2 separate regions of the Mus musculus genome follow, and region 2 is linked to region 1. The links are chromatin loops, found by intact Hi-C in ENCODE. Cell type or tissue: gastrocnemius. All regions are shown on one strand.

The links. Peaks named below come from ENCODE experiments on the same cell type or tissue, not always from the same donor. Only the 100,000 strongest peaks of a DNase experiment are listed, where the experiment ranks them.
Region 2: it touches region 1 in a loop (2.7-fold over the local background); 17 of 42 quality-filtered maps call a loop at or near these places.

Annotation. Positions count from the first base shown.
Region 1 is chr12:102,496,207-102,504,206 of GRCm38, reverse strand. Golga5 (golgi autoantigen, golgin subfamily a, 5) reads right to left here. Exons shown (of 13, transcript NM_001199004.1): 13 at 6,300-6,760. The coding sequence ends at 6,680. Among named protein-coding and RNA genes, the nearest start is that of Golga5, 31 kb to the right of the region's middle. In gastrocnemius, CTCF peaks have their summits at 2,509 and 4,287 (motif pointing left); a DNase peak (open chromatin) is centred at 4,287; H3K4me3 peaks cover 259 bases; H3K27ac peaks cover 965 bases.
Region 2 is chr12:102,715,266-102,723,265 of GRCm38, reverse strand. All of the region lies in intron 1 of Gm30296 (a long non-coding RNA gene), which reads right to left. Among named protein-coding and RNA genes, the nearest start is that of Gm30296, 8.5 kb to the right of the region's middle. In gastrocnemius, a CTCF peak has its summit at 3,467 (motif pointing right); a DNase peak (open chromatin) is centred at 3,505.

The DNA of each region.
Region 1 (8,000 bases):
CATTGTGCAACTCTAGAGAACCCTGACTAAGGGACCATCTATAGAACTTCACTAGCAACAGCCTTGGGGTGGAGAGAGACATGGAGAGACATGGCACTGGCTCTTCTTGAAAGAGGACTGAGTTCCCAGCACCGAGATCCAGTGGCTTACAACCTGTAACTCGCTCCAGGCAATTGAAACCGGTTCTTGCCCCCATGGGCACGTAAACACACAGTTTTTGTTTTTCTTTTTTAAAAGATTTATTTATGTGAGTATACTGTAGCTGTCTTCAGACACACCAGAAGAGGGCATTGGATCCCATTAAAGATGGCTGTGAGCCACCATGTGGTTTCTGGGACCTGAACTCAGGACCTCTGGAAGAGCAGTCAGTGCTCTTAACCACTGAGCCATCTCTCCAGCCTTCCCTTCCATACACACATTTTTTAAAAAATGAAAATAAGGGTGACTTTCAACCATCTGTAATGAGATCTGACGCCCTCTTCTGGAGTGTCCGAAGACAGCTACAGTGTACTCACATATAATAAATAAATAAATCTTAAAAAAAAAATAAAACAATCAATAGCTCAAATTGATCATCCAGGAATATTTTCAGCTCAATTTATACAATTTAGACCTTTGTGTTTTATTTTCCAGATCTCACGCAAACTAGGCACATGTTCTACTACTAGGTCACATCTCCAGCCTGCTGCTCTGGGGTATTTTTAAAAAATTCTATCTCTGTCTCTCTTTCTCTCTCCACCCCTCTCTCTCCTCTCTCCCATCTCTCTCTTTTCTCTCTCTGTGCATCTGTCTGTCTGTCTGTGAGGTGAGGATGTTGGATCTGCTAGAGCTGGAGTTACAAGTGAGCCACCTAACACGGGTCTGAGAATTGAACTGGAGTCCCGTTTGAGAGCAGTGCATGCTCTTACCTGCTGAGCCGAGTCTCCAGCCCCTACTTTGATGCTTTAAATCTTTGATGCTCTCCCTCTTGGGGACACTCTCAAGCTGTCCAGTCTAAATGCCCCCTAACCGGTCACACACCTCTCCATTTTGTTTCCCTGCTTGCCTGTGGCTTTAGAACCCAGAGAAGCTGTGTGACTATGAAGGGATAGAGAAGCATCGCTTATGTACCGTGTTCTGTGACACCACAGGGGCTAACGATGGCTGTCATGTAAGAGATCAGGTATGTCTAAGTTCTGACGGCCTGACCACAGAGATGTCAGGCAGTGCCTCCCACTAAAGTTAGTCAGTGAGAGGGAGAGAGATGCTGGCCTACAGACGCAAAAGGTTGTACTTTTGGATTTTGTTCTTCTGCTTGTCTTCCAACTTGAACAAAGATGAGGAGATCATGCAGTTTGGAAGGATTGCTTGATTTCCTTGATTTGGTGTCATCTGAATGCAAAATTTCTCCCAGAGGGTTATGTTCCAGGGGCTTGGTTGCAAGCTGCTAGGATTTGGGGAACTGATTAGGTCCTGGGGGCCTTGACCTAATAAATGGATTGATTCCTTGATAGGTTCGTAATATAGAAGTGCTCTAAGCAGAAGGCGGGGCCTAGCTAGAGGAAGTTAGAAGGGGGTGTTCTTGGAGGCCACATGCTGCTCTGTCTTCTGTCCTGTCCACCTATCCCCTTTCCACTGTGCTCTGTCCTTCCCCGCCATGGACTGACCCTTCTCAAACTGTGAACCAACATAAATCTTCCCCATAAGTTGCTTATGCAGTTGTTCTAAACACTGGTGCGAAGTTCAATGCTTTCCGTCTTTCTGGTTAGTACTTGTGACGGCACTGATAAAGGCTGTCTTCACCTCAGCAAAGCCAACTGCCACACTCTAAATGCTCATATGACACAACTGAAATCTCCAGACCCTGGACTAACATGGGGTGTTAAAGGTTCTCTGCTTAAAAGTGCTGTTGACTCAGGGTACACAGGGTTACTATTCAGGCACAGAGGAGGTTTTGAAACCTAAGTCCTTTCATTGGCTGACAGTCCCTTGAGGCTGGCTGTGCATGTCCTCGGCTCCAGTTCTGTTCCGGCCACACTGGCCCTTTGTGGTTCTAAGCATACTGTGTGTGCTCAGCCAGATGTTCCATACACACTGAACCTTCAGTGAGAAAGTCCACCCATATCCTTCTTTCCCGCACTACCACACAAGTGCCACCCCCTGCTGCCCCACTTCACACCCATGGCCCACTTCTTTCTGTTTAGTGACTTAACACTAAATGACAGTTACAGTTTGCCTTCCCACTTAACTGTAAGATCCCCGAGGGCAGATCCCTGCTGTTCACATTCTATAGCTGGGACACACCACACTCATGATTCAAATTCAAGTTGTAGTCTTACTACCATTTAAAAGAAGATTATTCCAAATATTTTTCATTCTTAAAAATATAAATAACCATTGCATACACTAGCAAGATTTTGCTGAAAGGACCCTGATATAGCTGTCTCTTGTGAGACTATGCCAGGGGCCTAGCAAACACAGAAGTGGATGCTCACAGTCAGCTATTGGATGGATCACAGCGCCCCCAATGGAGGAGCTAGAGAAAATACCCAAGGAGTTAAAGGGATCTGCAACCCTATAGGTGGAACAACAATATGAACTAACCAGTACCCCGAAGCTCTTGACTCTAGCCGCATATGTATCAAAAGATGGCCTAGTCGGCCATCACTGGAAAGAGAGGCCCATTGGACTTGCAAACTTTATATGCCCCAGTACAGGGGAACGCCATGGCCAAAAAGTGGGAGTGGGTGGGTAGGGGAGTGGGGGGGAGGGTATGGGGGACTTTTGGGATAGCATTGGAAATGTAAATGAGGAAAATACCTAATAAAAATATTTAAAATATATATATAAATAAATGCCAGGAGGTGATGGCACCCACCTTTGTGTGGCTTGGATGAGAAATGCCCTCCATGGACTGGTGGATTTGAACACTTAGTCCTTAGCTGCTGTTTAGGGAAGTTACGAATCCTGGAGGAAGTGCAAAACTGTGGTGAGCTTTGAGGGTTTATAGCCTCACCCTCACTGTTCTCTTCTACTTGTGTGCAATTGAGACATGACCTCTTAGCTTCTTGTTCCTTTTGCCATGCCCTCACCATATTCACGGACATCTAGTCATCTAACTCTTTGGGACCAAATTCCCAAATAAACTCTTCCCTCTATATATTTCATATTATATTCTCAAAGACTTTAAACATTGAAAAATAAAATAATCTTGCCACTTAATTTTTACCGTCAAGGTAGCTTACAAAAGGTTACCCATTCTTCTCTAAAGTGCACTTTGAAAAAGCCATAGCCGGGCGTGGTGGCGCACGCCTTTAATCCCAGCACTCGGGAGGCAGAGGCAGGTGGATTTTTGAGTTCAAGGCCAGCCTGGTCTACAGAGTGAGTAGCCAAGACTACACAGAGAAACTCTGTCTCGAAAAAAACCAAAAAAAAAAAAAAAAAAAAAAAAAAAAGAAAAAGAAAAAGAAAAAGAAAAAGGAAAAAGCCATGCTTACTTTGAGGTATCTGGTGAGCAAACCACTGAGCCCATGTTCTCAGGAGCAAACAGGTGTATTGGTGTGGTTTGAATGTGGGCAGAAGAGACACTGGGGCATCCCTCTTTTTTGTGAGGTTGGACTTACTAAGAAGTGTAAATAGACATCTGAGTGCAGGAAGAAATGGAGAAGGCAGAAACAGAGCTGAGCAGTAGCAGACACTCAAGAAGTGGGGTGGATTGCTGGCATCTTTGATGGCTTGAATTTGAAGGTCTTTTTTTTTTTTTTTGAGTTTTGAGACAGGGTTTCTCTGTGTAGCCCTGGCTGTCCTGGAACTCACTCTGTAGACCAGGCTGGCCTCGAACTCAGAAATCCACCTGCTTCTGCCTCCCGAGTGCTGGGTTCAAAGGCATGCGACACCACTGCCACAGGCTGAAGGTCAAATTTTATTCTTTTTTTTTTTTTTTTTTTTTTTTTGGTTTTTCGAGACAGGGTTTCTCTGTGTAGTCCTGGCTGTCCTGGAACTCACTCTGTAGACCAGGCTGGCCTCAAACTCAGAAATTCACCTGCCTCTGCCTCCCAAGTGCTGGGATTAAAGGCGTGCGTCACCACGCCCGGTGTGAAGGTCAAATTTTAATGGAAGGGTTAGTCTTGAGTTGAACTGTATCGTCCTCTTCTCAGTGCTGACAGAAAGCAGAAAGCAGTACCTGGTGAGGTTCTTCTGACTCACGGTCTGAAAGGGAAGGCATGGCTGGGGTTCGTGCAGCCATGAGCTGACTGCTCTTATCTTAGTGGCCTGGGAAAACAGAGAGGAGTGGGGTCAAGGCATGCCCCCTAGTGGCCTTCTCCTGCCAGTCAGGGTTAACCTCTAAGGGTTTCCAACCTCCTAAAACCAACAGCTGCATGCTGTCCAAGAGTTCAGCCACGGGAGCCATGGTGGAATGCTAACAGGTGGAGAACTTCTGGAAGGCAGGGATAGGAAACTTGCTCAAGCACTATCTATTCCCTTTTTGTTTACACAGCATCTCTGGATGTGTCATGGGTCAGATATAGGGTGGGAGCAAGTAACTTCGAAAGGCTAATAGGGGTTATCACGAAGCAAGGGGCAGTAGCAGTTACAACGACAGTTGAGTGGTCTGCTGTGCCTTTACCACTGGTGCTGTCTGCCTCCTTCTCAGAGAGTGCTAACCCTTAATTCTAAGAGGTCCATTTGCTTCTCCGTTGGGACTCTTAAGGCTGGTCAGTCCCAAGTGCCACGGGCCATTGGTCCTCGACTCTTAGGCTTCACCAGCTCCTCCTGCCTTCTTGCACCCACACTGAGGTTCACTCTGCCATTTCCAGCACTCAGGTGACCCCTGGCAATTGGGAGCTGGAGCTTGGTGAGGCCTGAGGAGTGTGCCCTATCCCACAGGTAAGCTGAGCATCTGGCTGGATTTGAGCCCCTTTACCTTAGACGCTCCAGCTACTCAACAGAGACCATATTTTCGAAAAAAAAAAAAATCTTTCCTTGGAAAGGTTTGCTCTGTAGCAGTAGAAATGGTGGTTTTCATAAAGGGCAATTTCTAGAAAGGGAATTTTAAAAATAATGTTTTTCAACGGACACCTATTAATACAAGGCAGTCCAAGAATATGTTTGCATGTTTGAAATCCCTTTGACTACACGTACTGGGAACAAGAAGACACTGACTTGGCATTCCCGCAAGCCTTCTAATGAGGTCAAGGTTTCACATTACCTTGCCCAGTTTGTGAGTGGTCAAGAGTAATGAATCTGAAACTCAATTAACGGCAAGTGAGTGCAGAGCCGGAAACACTTAGTCAAACATTGCCCAAGCCAAGAATGTGCAGACTGGACAAAAGACTTACAGATGTCCCAACAAAAGCCAGGACTCCACAGAGACGGGAAGTCTGGCAGCGGCGCTTGTGCTGCTTCCATTTAAGGGTGGAACCTGGTTCTAATCATTTTCCTGAAACATTTCCAAACGAAGAGAAAAAAAGCAAATCCTAAAATCCATTAACAAGACTGCACTCTTTCTAACTCCGTAGCTCCCACTGTCGTGGCTCATGCCAGTGAGAATCCTGCTATCGATCTCCTCGTCTCTACGCCAAGCCCCCGTTTATATGATGTGGCACATCCTGCCCTTTTCTTTCCCGATACACTGAAAACAAAAGCCCAAATATGCCTAACATCTAATTATAGAAAACAGGAAACATAAATTTCATGATATACAAGGTTTCTATGACCTGTGTGCCAGTTCAAGTTGTGGCAATGGTGTCACCGAGGTTCTCCGCAGGCATTCAAGTGACCACACCAAGACAGACCCAAGAGGGGACTGCTGCCACTCACTGTCCAAGAGCCACATGCATTAACTATATACAAAGAGACCACCAGGACTTGGGTGACAAAATGTGTGAATCTACAGACGAAGACGAAGAGGAAGGACAATTCAAAGAACATGCTGGTCATACAGAAAACTGTGTACTTACTCACTGTAACTGTAGTATCCCGGCTACAGTATTGGTAAATAGACATCTCCCACATGCTACAAGCAGGGGCTATACACTCCATGAGATACACACTGGGGGAAGCAAGACAACTCAGGGGTAGAAAGGAAAGCAGTGGGGAACTACTACAGCCACCTAGTGACTGCAGCTGTGACTTTCAGTTGCACTCACTGATAACCATCAGAAATGTTTTTAAAGGGGATTAAAGTCGTTATTAAAAAAAAAAAAGAAAAATGCACAGTGAATTTTATTTATGTATTTCAAAAAGAATTATACCAAGAATCTAACATGAAAACATTAAATATTTGCAGTTAAATATATGAAAATATAAAGCACTCTAAATTATTAAAAAAGAAATCTTTTTATTTTTAATCCCTAAATACAATTAGTTTCCCTGATTATAACCCATAATCAGTGTCACCTAAAATATAGAAAGGTCTGTACAGAGGTGAACACCCCCAAATCGCCTTTTCTCTTTCTCTATACATATCTAGGGAACTGAACTCAGAAAAAGTTGAGCTTAATTTGTCAAATTACTGTCTGCATTTAGAGACTCTTATGGGAATAGGGGAGAGTCAGACACCAGAGAAATAAGTTAAAAGATTAAAAGCTCTCCATGAAGAAACCATCTTGTGCACGGTTCCTAGCAGTCTTAGTGCTGATCTTTCTGCAGATCCCAGCTCTGGACAATGGCAGGCACTCATGGGAACCAGTGGCTCTGTTCACTTGCCGTACGGTTGGTCATGGTGCATTTCTGGTGAGTAAGTCAGCAGTACGATCATGACCCAGAGGTGCAGCAAAGCCTAGAGGGAGAAAACACAACTCAGGTGCCGGCCAAGAAATCAGTCTTTACCTGAGGACTGTACAGGGAGGACGGGGCCATGCTTGTCTTCATACCCATCTGGGACAGAGTCTGGAGCACAGCTGGGGCTCAGTGTGTGTTTACTGGCTGAATGATGGAGAAATGTGTGACCCAATGAGCTCAGGCACAGAGCTGCACACTGCAGACCTCTCAGCTGAGAGGAGAGCCTGAACACCAAACGTTCATGACTCGAATGCAAAGAGGGCTTGGATAGCGCTGCTAGACAGACAGACAGACTTCGGCTGGGCTGGCAAGACCTTGTAGAACAGTTCATGTACAACAGTAAGTAGAAGGGACAGTTTCCCCAGCTTTGCTGATGAAGAGATGGGGAAGTACACCCGATAGGAACAACATGTCAGTGATACTCAGGGCAGTCTGAATGTCATGAAGTCCCATTGGTTGGGGTGTGTAAACTCTGTAGGATGCAACACACAGCATCTTACACTGACAGGTACCCAGAGCACTTGTGGCTGCCAGTACTTGGGCAGTTGGCCCCTGTGGTGGTTTGAATATGGTTTGGCCCAGGGAGTGGCACTATTAGAAATTGTGGCCCTGTTGGAGTAGGTGTGTCACTGTGGGCATGGACTTTAAGACCCTTGTCTTAGCTGACTGGAAGCCAGTCTTCTCCTAGCAACCTTCGGATGAAGATGTAGAACTCAGCTCCTCCAGCACCTTGCCTGCCTGGACGCTGCCATGCTCCTGCCTTGATTACGGACTGAACCTCTGAACCCTTTAAGCCAGCCCCAGTTAAAGGTTGTCCTTATAAGAGTTGCCTTGGTCATGGTGTCTGTTCACACCTGACAGTCCCTATGGAGTGCACCCTAAATCCTTTCTGATATCCTTCTTTTTTTTCTTCCTCCCCACTCATCCTCCTTTCTTAAATCTTTTTATTTAGAGAAAGAATTCTTCCCTCTAATGGAGCACAGAAATTTCCTTTAAAAGTAGGTTTCTCTTTCTTAAGAAAATAGCCTTAACTCAGCCTAACCTGTTAAAGCCATCCTCTCTCAGCATAGTGAGTGGGCTTTCAGGCACAGCACACATAAACCAATACCACAAACTAGTGCAATTGATTTTGCAACTAAAAATCCAGAGGAAAATGTACTGGCCTTAAAGATCCTTCTAGAAAAATAAAGTAAAACACATGAAAATAATCAAAGCAACTTTGCAGCATTAAGATAAAA
Region 2 (8,000 bases), 220 kb before region 1:
ATTACAGCATCCAAACCTAACTTCTACCTCAGTCAGTCATCTGGAAACTCATGGAGTCTGAGGTAGAGGCAAGATTCAGACAGCAGGAGGAGCAGACCTGTGGTCCTGGCCAGGCTCCTTTGTCTAAGAGTCAAAGGTTAGCTGCCTTTGACAGATGGGAGTTTATTCAGCGGCTCTGCGATGATCTGACATCTACACAGCGGTTTTGTGTCTTGAGTACTTTCTTTCCTAGACAGGGTTTTGTAATTCTCCGCGTCTGGAATTTTGGATTTTCATTCTGTCGAGATGAATTTTTATTTTGTCAGTGGGGAATGATAATTAAATACCTGGGTACCAGGCACGCGGGCTCGTCAGGGCTGTTGTTTCTCCTAGGTCCGCATCAAGAAGTGTATGAGGTATGTGCACGTTTACATATCTATCTATATCCATTTCTAGGTCTATCCATATATCTTTCAAACCTAGAGTTCATGCCAGCATCTCCAGTCCACCCCACACACGGGGTCGCCACGGTCCGGCCTCCTCTGGAATTTGATTGCCTGCCTGCACAGTGAGGAGCTGGATCCTGTTGCATCAGGCTCTCCCACTCACTCAGCCTCCTTGTCTGAACCAATCATCTCACAGTTCACATCCTGTAGCGTGGGCCCCACAGGTACCCCAGCTGCTCCTCAGCCCCCCTCGGAGGTGCTGTGTAGCGCGAGCCCCGTGCACCTGCTCAGCTCTGAACAGCCAGGATTGGGTTTGTCTCCTCCCAGTGAGAGAACCCCAAAGAATCTCCTGCACAGTCGGTTAACAACAGTGGTGCTGGCCTCGGGGAAGCACCAACCCCACACTGCAGGGCCCTGCCAGCCTGTGACACTTGTTGGCTCCTTAAAAGCCAACTTTCCACCCGACCCTCCTGACCCTACCCTCTAGTGTAACAATAGCCCCGTGTCTCCTGTCTGGAGTCTACTTACTCCAGGACCCAAGTCTTAAGTGAGAGGCTTCACGGGGGCTCAGTCCCCTCAATTCCCTCACGGGACATCGTCCAGGACCCAGGGAATACCGTGAAAAGATACATGCGTATAAATTATGCACATACAGAAGGCACACGGAGCTCAATGCCATCGACGGGAGGACAATCCTAGTGAATCTTTCTTTTAAAAATAGGCTTTAAAAAATAGAAAAATTTAAAAATGGGTTTAATCTTTTGTATTTTTAGATATCGGCTATTTTTAAAACGCAAAGCCTCTCCCTCTCTCCCTCCTCCCTCCTCTCTCGTTCTCTCCCACCCCTCTCTCCCACCCCCCACTCTCTGGCTCTTGCTCTTTCGTATTCTAAGTAGAACCCAGCTTTCCCCGCCGCCCTTTTCCTGGAGGGGCCCTGACTTCTGTTTTTCTCTGAGATAGGGTCCCACTGTCTGGTTCACCCTGGCTTCTTTTTGTTATTTTGACTTATTTTTTTATTATTTTTTTTTCAGAGCTGAGAACCGATACCAGGGCCTTGTGCTTGTTAAGCAAGAGCTCTACCACTGTGCTAAGTCCCTACCCCCATGCTGGCTTCATGTGATCTTCCAGCATTGGCTCCTAAGTCCTGAGCACTGGCCTCTGGGGCTTTGCATGCATTAGGCTTAAAAAAAAAAAATTAAACATCATACTTCATATCCTGGTTTTTTTTTTTTTTTTTTTTTTTTTTTGGTTTTGCGAGACAGGGTTTCTCTGTGTAGCCCTGGCTGTCCTGGAACTCACTTTGTAGACCAGGCTGGCCTCAAACTCAGAAATCCGCCTGCCTCTGCCTCCCAAGTGCTGGGACTAAAGGTGTGCGCCACCACGTCCGGCTTTTTTTTTTTTTTTTAATTAAACTCTATTTTCTTGTGTGTGTGAGTGTGCTGACGGGGCGGTTAGGGAATTTGAGGAAGTTGGTTCTTTCTTTCCAGTGTGTGGGATCCAGGAAGTCAACTCCAGTCGCCATTTCCACCTTATTTATTTTTTAAGCCGTGTTTTTCAATGACCCTGGAACTCACTGACCAGCCAGAGTGGCTGGCCAGAAAGCCCATGGGATTCACCTATCTCCCCGTCCCAGTGCTGGAACTACACCAGCTTTTCCATGGATCCTGGGGATCAGAATTCGGGTCCCTCTGTTTGGGGTGCAAGCAGCTTGCCCACGGGTCCATCTCCCATACCCTTCTCCTCCTGTATCTTTGCACTCACGCTTGCTGTCCAGAGAACCCTTCTCTGACATGCCCTCAGCTCCCTGCTTCCTTTAGCTTGTGATCCTCTGCCCCTGGTTTTGAGCTTTCCTGTCAGCCACTGAACATTGCTTCCTCAAAACACTCCGCAAAAGCCCCTCAACTTCATGAGTGTGAAATACATTCACAAGTCGGGCATGGTGGTGCACGACTTTAATCCCAGCACTTGGGAGGCAGAGGCAGGCGGATTTCTGAGTTTGAGGCCAGCCTGCTCTACAGAGTGAGTTCCAGGACAGCCAGGGCTACACAGAGAAACCCTGTCTTGAAAAATCAACCAACAACCACAACAACAACAAAAAAAAACCCCAAACATTCACAGATAAGAAAAGCTACCCATGCCCACAGTTTTCAAAAACCAAAATTATGAGGGAGAATCCACTTTGATTGAATCTCTATTTCTATATATAGTCATCCTGCCAGCTGTCTGCATGGGTACCTAGTCACAGGGACACAGGTGGGCTGATAGCTACTGGCTCAAATTCCATACAGAGGTTATAGCTTATAGCTATAAGCTATATATAGCTGTAAGGTTTTTCTTTGTTTGTTTGTTGTTTTGTTTTGATTTTTGGTTTTTCAAGACAGGGTTTCTCTGTGTAGCCCTGGCTGTCCTGGAACTCACTCTGTAGACCAGGCTGGCCTCGAACTCAGAACTCAGAAATCCACCTACCTCTGCCTCACAAGTGCTGGGATTAAAGACGTGTGCCACCACTATAGCTGTTCTTAATGCCTCAAGCCCCAAGATACCTCAGGGTCCCATGGGGCTCAGTGCTCATTTACCTACTACCCCAGCTCCCGGCCATTAGCTTCTTGAGAGTAAAGATGGCATCTTTCTTCTTTGCCTTTCCAGAGTGTGAACTGGACTCCACCATGCAAATCAGAACTCTGTGAGCCCTGGAAAGGCGTGCCTGTAACTTGGGAGTTAAGTATCCCTCCCTCTTCCTAACAACAGCAAACAATTCTTTTGGAGCAACGACCCGCCTTTCCCTCCGGGTGCGTGACTCTTCAATTCTCTCAGCGAGTATAAAATTCTTCATATACAATGATAAAACTGAGGTGGCTTCTCCCAATGTAAGCAAACTTCTTAGCGACAAAACTGGCCTTCTGAGACGTTCTAGAGTGTCAAAAGCAGAGCGGTTTCATTCCTTATAACATTAACTCTCTTGTGCACGGCAGGATCTTTGGTGCTGGCATCAGTCAACACCAGGCATACTCTGTAATTAATAGCTAGCCTATGCAAATTTCCAAGATGTCCACTAGGTAGCGCTGTTGCACTGGGCAAGAAACAGTATGGTCTTTGCACTCTATTCCCCCTCCCCCAGGCCTCCCATCCCACCCCTTTCCACCCACTATTCCCCTGTACCTGATACTTTTAATTTGTTTCTTGCCTGTTTCTCTACCTCCAGCATGAGCTGCAGGAGGTGCACCCCAATGTCTGGAACAATGCAGGGGACAGCAGGCACCAGATGAAGGAGAGATTGCCTCGGTTAGGTTAACTCCCTAAGAACTCTGTGTAGAAAGGGTTCAGGCGCAACTCTAGCAGACGGGGGATTTGGCAGTCAGGTGACCCACATTCAGTCCTTTTTAAAATTCACCCCGTGGTGGGGAGAAGCTGGGAAATATAGCTTAGTGAGTAGAGCACTTGTCTGCCATTCTCCAGGCCCTGGGTTTTCTTTCTGGGATTAGGTAAACTGGGTGCAGAGAAGCACACCTATAATTGTAGAATACAGGAGGTGGAGGCAGGAAAGTCGGAAGTTTAGGCTTATACTCTGATGCATAGGGAATTTTAAGTCAGTCTGGGATACGTGAGACCCTGTCTCAAAAATAAAACCCACCCGTTAACTTTGTCTATAGTGTTGAGGTTTTCCCGAAGGCTGACTGACCTCACATCATATTTTGGTTTGGTTATAGTTCCTGGCATTTGCACCAATGCCTACATTCCAGTGAGTGGTCCCACTGTATCCTCAGGAAACCCCTGCAGTCTAGAATTACCATGTTCCATTTACAGGTGAGAGAACCAAGACTCTGGTTTACATACTCAGGCACAATGCCTGAGGCATTCGCCGTCCATAGGCAGAAACTGAGATTTGGATGCACCCTTCAGTTATGCTGTGAGTGGGATGGTATTCTTACAAGGCCTGCATTGGACATTATTAACTCTGCCTCCATGATGTTGTGTGAATCTGAGCAGTCAATTATCCTCAGCTTTACTGGTGAAGCATGAGAGCCACTCAAAGATGAGCTTTGACTTCAGGCCACCAATACTGCAAATCTATCCCAATAGGAGACAACCAGGGAGAGTCTGCCCTGAGTCAACCAGATGTGCCCAGGTGTGCTCCCAGCATATTCAGGATAGCTGGGAGTGAGCTTGAGGGCAGCATTGAGGTAGGACTGTCTTATTCTGACCTTAAGAGAGAAGGCTGAGCCGGGCGTGGTGGCACACGCCTTTAGTCCCAGCACTCGGGAGGCAGAGGCAGGCAGATTTCTGAGTTCGAGGCCAGCCTGGTCTACAAAGTGAGTTCCAGGACAGCCAGGGCTACACAGAGAAACCCTGTCTCGGAAAAAAAAAAAAAAGAGAGAGAGAGAGAAGGCTGGAGGTGGGTATCATAGGTAGGGTGCACAGAGCAAGAGCATGGGGGTCATGGCCCCTGATTGGTTAGATTCCAGGCCATTGGCCACACTGTGGCTTCCACACTCCTCACTGTGCCCTCAGCCTCCAGTTAGAAGTATAAAGATTTGATGCAACCCTGAAGGAACCAACCAGGGGTGGGGCACAGCGGGAGAAAGAACTTTTTAGAAGCTAAGGAAATAGTCTCAGAATGGGCTGTCCTGGTAGAGGCAAAAGCTGGGGTGTCAAGTCAGGAAAGTAGCCTAGAGGCTTTAGTAAAGTTGTTTTGTTTTGTTTTGTTTTGTTTTTGTTTTTTGAGACAGGGTTTCTCTGTGTAGCCCTGGCTGTCCTGGACCTCACTCTGTAGACCAGGCTGGCCATGAATTCAGAAATCTGCCTGCCTCTACCTCTCAAGTGCTGGGATTAAAGGTGTGCACCACCACTGCCCAGCTAGTAAATTCTTTAAAGTTCTTTCTGTCACCAAGATGTGGGACAGATGGTCTTGGACATTCCTGAGCAGTGCGACCTGCATGCTTCTTAAGGCTAAGAGGCCTTCTCTTCTGACTGGCCCTTCCAGGTCCTTGAGTGGCTTTCCTAGGGTCAGCATGGAAGACAATTCTATGACTTATTTCCCCAACTGTCCTGGGGCCAGGCCTGCCTGGATATTTCTGTCTCTCCCAAAAGAAAACAAAACTTTACTCACTAATGTAAGCAGGCAATATCTTTACCCAGTAAAACAAACAGGCCAGTTCCTCTAAGCCATGCCCAGTGTTCCTTATATGGCATCTCGGACTGTTCCCTGGGGCCCAGTAGACTTGACCATCTTACTCCCAAAGGAGGGATGGGGACAGATTCCAGGTGGCAGATGAAGGTCACACTCACACTAAGGGGCTTCAGAGGTCGGATGGGGCTCTTCGAGACCAGGATTGCCAGAAATGATACATGAGAACCAGAACGTCTGAATTTCCTATCCGCAGTGATGTTTTCAGTGTGAATAACTCTCATTTGGGATATACTCAAGCTCAAAAATTATTCCTTGCTTATCAGAGTGCAGATATAACCGTCTGGGCTGCATATAAATATGACCAGAGACCTAGAATAGCTGGTGTCTTTAAAGGGACCGGAGTATCTGCCACAGAGGGTGGGGTTAGTACCCCTGGGCAACTAAAACAGTAATGGTTCTTGCTGAGTAGGCTTGGCCACCCAGGGAGTCAATGTCACTTTGAACCTTTGGGAAATACCTGTGACTTGGGTGACTTAGAATTTGACCCTGTAATCCATGCAGGAGGAGCCATGTTCAAGAATGGAGTCATAGGTAACCTATACAGGCCAAGGCTCCCAACCCACACTGTCCAGAATAACCGCACAGCACACACAGAGCTGTGCTGTGCTTCGAACGGCTGCTTAGTTCACCCAATTCCAGCACATCAGAATAACAGGAATTAGTCAGGTGCACAGCATGCCGGGACGAGAGAAGTAAGACGGTGGCCCAGTTAACTGAGCAGGCTAAGTACTAGGCACCCATTAGAGCTAATGATTATTAAGGTGGTCGTACCATAGGCGTCGTGTAAGGGATATTGACAAGAAGGGGGAAAGCAGGATATAAGATTAAAGACACATTGTCCACTTAATAGAAAAGCCACAGAAGGAACTCTGCTAACTGGGATCACATTGGGTAAATGTCACTTTCTCCACATTTGCAAAAATCCTTAAATGAATGTGTTGTCTCCATCAACATTCAAACAAGTGCTGTCTACACAGATCAGTGGTAAAAATGTGTGCGTAGCACCCCTGAGGCCCTTTGAGTTGCTCTCCAGCACCCACACACATGGGTGCAAAAGCATGAAAAACACACACACTCTCTCTCTCTTTCTCTCTGAGAAGTTTCTAGAATCTTCCTTTCCTTCTAGCCGAGGTGGAAGCCTGAATCTACACAAAGCTCTCTCCTAAGGCCCACCTTGCTGTTCTTTCCTTCTCTTCCAGCTTTCCTCTAAACTGAGACTAAGGTTTCATAAGGTCCTCTTTGTTACCAGCACCTGCAAACACGAGCAGTTGAGATAGGAAGTTGAGACACACATACACACAGGCCTGCCTTCAAGGGTAACTTGGCCACAGCGCCTCACTGTTAGCCCTTACTAACGGTGTGACTGTTCTTAATGCTCAAATGTCTTCCACCTCCCCAGTCTCAGGGATCCATGGGGCCCAGTGCTCGTCCGCCTGATACCCCTAACGCCCAACCCTGGACCATTAGCTTCTAAAGATGGTATCTTCCTTCTTTGCCTCTTCAGAGTGTGAACTGGCCTCCACAGTGCTAAATGAGCACTCCGTAGACCCTGCAAAGGCATGCCCATAACTTGGGGGGTTACGTATCCTTCCTTCTTTAGTTTGACATTGTTGTTGTTTTAAAGATTGTTCTTTTTTAAAAGATTTATTTATTATTATATGTAAGGACACTGTAGCTATTTCAGACATTCCAGAAGAGGGTGTCAGATCTCATTACGGATGGTTGTGAGCCACCATGTGGTTGCTGGGATTTGAACTCAGGACCTTTGGAAGAGCAGTCAGTGCTTTTACCCACTGAGCCATCTCACCAGCCCCCTGTTTTGTTTTGTTTTGTTTTGTTTTGTTTTGTTTTGTTTTGTTTTTTAAGCCAGCTGCTTGGCTGTCTCTGATGGGGCCCAGCCTCGGGGGGGGGGGCGGGGGGGGCGCCTGGGGGGGGCGGGGGGGGGGGAACAGACTGGCAGGTGCTGTGTCTATGACAAAGGTAAGCCCTAAGGCCTCCTTCTGTTGTAAATGCTGTCCTAGTTTTACGTATCCAGACACTTAGAACATTTGCCTTGCTGGAACCAATTTCACGCACCAAAAATCTTGGACATGCAACTAGTTGGCTACTAACTATGATGATGATGATGTTTTAATTGACTAATCCATCAATTTATTAATTAACTGCAGAGACAGATGTATGTGTACCACAATATGTGTGTGGAGGTCAGAGAACAACTAGAGGGTTGGTTCTCTCTTCGCACTGTGTGGGCCCCAGGGGTCCGACTGAGGTTGTCGTGAGGTCGTCAGGTAGCAAGCATCCCTACCCTCTGAGTCATCTTGCTGGCCCCTGATGGACTCTATACATCTAACTTGGTGTGTGTTTACATTTAGTAGTGTTTGGCGTCT